2 separate regions of the Mus musculus genome follow, and region 2 is linked to region 1. The links are chromatin loops, found by intact Hi-C in ENCODE. Cell type or tissue: heart. All regions are shown on one strand.

The links. Hi-C counts contacts between places; a loop is a spot of excess contacts. Peaks named below come from ENCODE experiments on the same cell type or tissue, not always from the same donor. Only the 100,000 strongest peaks of a DNase experiment are listed, where the experiment ranks them.
Region 2: a loop joins it to region 1, with 2.9 times the contacts of the local background. A loop is called at or near these places in 5 of 42 quality-filtered maps.

The regions. Positions count from the first base shown.
Region 1 is chr6:118,645,610-118,648,109 of GRCm38, forward strand. The region is part of intron 29 of Cacna1c (calcium channel, voltage-dependent, L type, alpha 1C subunit); the gene reads right to left. Among named protein-coding and RNA genes, the nearest start is that of Gm38887, 51 kb to the left of the region's middle. In heart, a CTCF peak has its summit at 1,231 (motif pointing right); a DNase peak (open chromatin) is centred at 1,262.
Region 2 is chr6:119,347,066-119,349,565 of GRCm38, forward strand. Cacna2d4 (calcium channel, voltage-dependent, alpha 2/delta subunit 4) reads left to right here. Exons shown (of 38, transcript NM_001033382.3): 35 at 69-186; 36 at 1,661-1,773; 37 at 2,030-2,112. Among named protein-coding and RNA genes, the nearest start is that of Lrtm2, 18 kb to the left of the region's middle. In heart, a CTCF peak has its summit at 1,388 (motif pointing left); a DNase peak (open chromatin) is centred at 1,396; H3K27ac peaks cover 349 bases.

The DNA.
Region 1 (2,500 bases):
ATGCCAGTGGGTACTGGAAGAGCAGGCTGCCCTTTTTGAGTGGGAAAGAGCTTAGTCTTGCTGCAGATCTCTAAACAGTGTGATAGCCCAGGCTCTAGGGAAGCCTTCACAACCCAGGCAAGACATGCTCCTTCCGGCTTAGCATCTTTCTTTCATCAGCTCGCCCCATGTGTGCCTGACTGCAAAGCCATGATGCTATGAAGACCATTAGATCCAGCCACCAGCACCGCCTTTGTAATAAGACACAAACATAATGGTGGGCTGCTTTCGCTTTCAGAGATGAGGCTTGAGAGCCGAGAGCAAGCGTTTTAACCTCTCAGTGCCTCAGCTCACTCACATAGGACACGGCAATAGCAACTGCGTGTGCCTCTGTGGGAATATGAAGTCTGTGCAGTGTCAGGTACTGCAAGGTCTGCATCTGAGGGAGTGCTTGATGCCCACTGTGGCTGCCATGACTGCCTCCTCTCATGATGGCTCCTGCTTCACGGAAGGCCCCTCCTGCGGAGGAGGGCCACTGCTTTGCCTGGGTTGAGTTCCTGCCTCAACACCCTCTGGGTTTGGGAATCCCTCTTCTCATGCCTTCAGTTTCTTTTCCAGTGGCAGGATCAGAGACAGGGAACCACAGTGTACCTTCCCACTGGGCTTTTACACAGTGTGAATACGTTTCCACATTAAATAATTAAGTGTAATAGCTAATACTTCCCTTCCCACACTAAGGCTTTATGTAAGTCATATAATTATTTTTTTATCATTCACGGTAAAAGCACCATGCAGGAAAGAAACCTGTCACAACGTTGCAACAATATGCAAATCTCTGGGTACAAGCGCTGTGGCGAGGAGGCCCCTCCTGAGGAGCTCGTTTGTGCCTGTCTGCTGGGCACTGTGCACGTCAGGTGTCCGTGGGCACACCACAAATAAACAATAATCAGGGGAATGCCTTCTTACCAATCAGCTGCTAAAAAGCAAGCCGGGGCTGGCTGCACACCCACAGGCCACTGGGCTCTCCTAATGAGGCCAGAGGAGCAGAAGGGGCTGTGGCATGTCCTAGTCTCTCTCCCTCCTCTTTTCCGTTTCTATTTCTTTAAGTGACATGTGTGGTGAGTCTGTGGTCCCATGGGTTTCACTGACAGTGAAAGACACTGATTCTTAGTAGCTAAGGTAAACAGATTTCAACTAAATCCAGTTAAGAGGCTCTATGAAGTTCCACCCTGCTCTTTATTCCACTGGTCGGCCTCCAGGGGGCACTGCGGAACTGGGTAGAGCTACAGAGTGGGTCCTGGTGACCAAGCCAGCTTTGCAGATTTAGGGATACCACATATCCTGCTGTGTGGGGCAGCTGTGTCTTAAGTGTGATGTAACCACATGTCTTCTGAGAAACACGTATGTAGGTACCGTGTACAAATAAAACTGGCCTGCTGTAACTTTGGCTTTTAGTCCAAGGTCCTGTACCTTTGCTCTTCTGTTGTCTTCAACTTCTGTGGGTCTTTTACTATACACACCCTTTACATTATGGCTAAGAAATCCTCATTTTCAACATTTTATGCTGAATGTCTTGGAATTAAAATAATAGAATATGAATTACAGAATATTTATCATGACATATAAACTGTAAGTCTAGAAAGGGTTTAAGACCACTCATCTAAAAAAGAGGCTAATTCAAGTTTTAAAAGAAAACGTTTTACTTACTCCTGAAGTCGTTTAGACTAAATTGTCTGGGTCGAGATGACTATGAGGAAATATAGTCCTCTGAACCACTCACTACTCACAGAGGGGACTAATAAGGGGACTTGAACATCTAGCGTCCCCTCCTGTTTCTCAGGACAAGCAGTGCATGCTCCGGGTCTCTGTTCCCTCTCCCTTACTTCTCTGTAGCTGCATCCCTCACACAGCCCTTTAGCCTGAGACATCGTGCTCTGTCTTGGTCTCTTGTTTTGGCCATGCCAGCTGTTAGCCTCCAGATGTCCTCCCCCCAGTTCCTTCTCCCCAGTGCCCCACCTGTTAGCTTACCATGCACATCCTCTCTGGGAAGACGAGAGTCCAGAGCAGCTCTCCTGGAGCATCTACTTAGGAAGGCCACATGTAGTGCAGACTACGAAAACAGAGCTCCTGTCCACACTGCCTGTTCAAGACTTTAATAGCTTTTAAAACCCAATCCATCTCTGCAGCCCCTTCAGGCTGGCCTCTCCCCACTCTCCTCAAAGTCAATGAACTGTTGTACTGGCTCAGTCCCTGAGGGGCAAGTCAGGGAGCTTGGAGCCACCTTTCATTCCTTCTCTTTGTCCTTTTGACTGATTCATCATCGAATATGTCCGCACGATGCTGACGTTACTCTAGACTGCTGAGTTCCCAGGAGGCTCTGGTAGACAACGTTTTCTCTCCTACACTAGGCTACTCCTTACTAAGCAACCAATACTCGGATCCCTAAGTCCCCTACTCGGTGCCCCAGGGACTTTCTAGAAGACAATGACTCTAGCCATGGAGGGTAGAGTGAGTTTCAGGA
Region 2 (2,500 bases), 700 kb after region 1:
ATGGGTTCCCTAAGGCCTTCTGTGATGTGTGGTAACCCTCCTCACACACATTCCTCTGTCACCCACAGCCCACAAGCACAAGAAGCAGGACCTGCTGCACCCCTGTGACACAGAGTACCCAGTGTTCGTGCATCAGACGGCCATCCAGGAAGCCAATGGCATCATCGAGTGTGGGGGCTGCCAGAAGTAAGTCTCCAGGCAGCCACGGAATCCGGCCAACGGCGTCTTGCCCTTGGCACCCATAGGAAAGTCTCCACAGGAGGAAAGGAGTCCCTTTCATCTCAGAGAGGAGTTGCCCTTCTCGGTATCCTGATCTTCAGTGCAGCAAAAACCCAGACTGGAGCAGAGGGGAGGGGAGTGGGTGTGGACAGTTTGGTTGTCTGCTTTAGGAGACACAGGGCCAAGGATCCAGAGACCAATTCCCAAGTCAGTGAGTCGAAGTCCAAGGCCACGGGGTCTCTCTTGGAAACCCCTGCAGGCTTGCTTCCCCTCCGCTCAGAGCAAGGTAGCGTCAGGGCCTTGAACACTTATGTGACAGGCTGGGAAAGAGGCAGGACGTTCTGCCCCGTACAGAGCAGGAACTATGTGCAGGACTGGGGTGTTCTCAGCAAAGGCACAGGGTAGGAGTAGGAGCCTTGGTTGGAGCTGTCAGAGCCTGGGGCATCGCCAGGCCAAGTCTTGAATTTCTAAGCAGAATCCAGTCAGGCTAGCTCCTGGGTAAAAGTCCCTAGCTTCATCCAGACCAGCTTGGAAGGCCACACCTACTGACTTCCCACGCTAAACTTTGAAGAAACCAACCTAGAGGCATCTGTCCCAACCCAGGAGGACAGTACCTCCAGGGACCTCCCTTGGCCAGTCTTGCAGCTTACTGGGGCCACCAGGATGTCTGGGGAACCAAAGAGCTAGGCCAACTATTGTGTAAGCTCAGATTGTGGCGCTAGACAGATCTAGGTTGCCGCCTCTTCATCATGTGTAACATCTTAAGTACACATACAGCAGCCTTCCTGGGGCTAACACTATTGGCGTGCTTATGTCGGGCTTTAAGGAACCATTGAGGGGATAGTAGAGAAGAAGGGCTTCCCAGCAGACAGACTTGACTCTGCCTTTGATCCTTTCCATCTCTAGTCTTAACTGCAGACAAGCTTCTAGCCTGTTTTGTCCTGTGCACAATGGGAACTATACCAAGTTCACATAATGGTGTAATGGCCACATGTGAGTTTATATGTGTGCTATATACTTACTTGTGTGTGTCTAACATCACCCACCCCATACAAAATGCTTGGTGATAACCTTCCTAGCTGTGTATGTAACACATAAAGACCTTTTCCTACCCCCCAACCCAAGCTATATATAGGAGCATTGGTGCCATCTTGTGGCCAAGCCCAGAACTGCAAATTCTCTGGCTCTAACAGAGGTAATATGCCTGTTTGCTGGAAATGATCCCTGTGGGTGTTAATGACAGCTCCTTCTTCACCCTCTCCAGGCTACTGGGAATGGAGGGGTGGCATTGTGACGGTTCATGTAAAAGTACTGAGCTATTGGTCTCAATATTCCTGGGACTGCCTGTCCTTCCCAGGGCTCCAGAAGGTCTCTCCCCAGAGAACTTCTCCTGGAGGCTGCACTTCCTGCGACTCAGAGCCCATTGCCCTCTCTGCTGCAGGACATTCGTGATGCAACAGATTCCCCGAAGCAACCTGCTCCTGCTCGTGACAGACCGCACCTGTGACTGCAGCGCCCACTCTCCCATCCTCCAGGAGGCCACAGAAGTCAAATATATCCTTCCCACCCTCCAAGGGGAAGGGGGTGGCTGAGAGATCATAGAGCAGCTCAGATTTGGGTTGCAGAGTCCAGCTTCTCACTGTCCTCCCTTGCATCCAGCACCATGATGGGGGAGGGGGAGGAGGGAGGAGGGGGAGGGGGAGGGAGCGGCCCAGCCTGTACCTGCTTGCTGGGCCACTGACCTCACAGATCTTGACCTTCAGGATCTCTGGAACTGTGGAGAGTTGTACCTTGACAGTGAGCTCCGCACATAATGCCTCTGTCAAGTGTGACAGGATGCGCTCCCAGAAGCCCCGGAGACGACCAGGCTCCTGCCATGCCTTCCATCCAGAGGTGCGGGCTATGAACTAAGAGGCTTGGCCTTTGACCCCTAGTTTTGTCCTGTGTGTGGCTTCTTGGGACATGAGTATTTCTGGACTATGTGTCTATCATGCTGGGGGAGCCCTGCATCCACAATGATGTTGTGTGATACACAGAATAAGGAGCAGTGGCAAGCAAGGATGTTCCAGGTCAGTTGGGGGAGGGGGAGGGGCAAAGGAAAGCAGACAGAGAGAAAGGGAAAAGGACCCAAGGGCATCTGTACTTCTAGGGCCTGGAGCCCAGTAAGCTTCCCCTCACATCCTTCCTGACTTCTGAGACACCTCAGCGCTACTTACCATGACTTAGCTAATGACAATAGCGACTGGTATCTATTAACCCCTAAGCCAGGGACCTTACTACC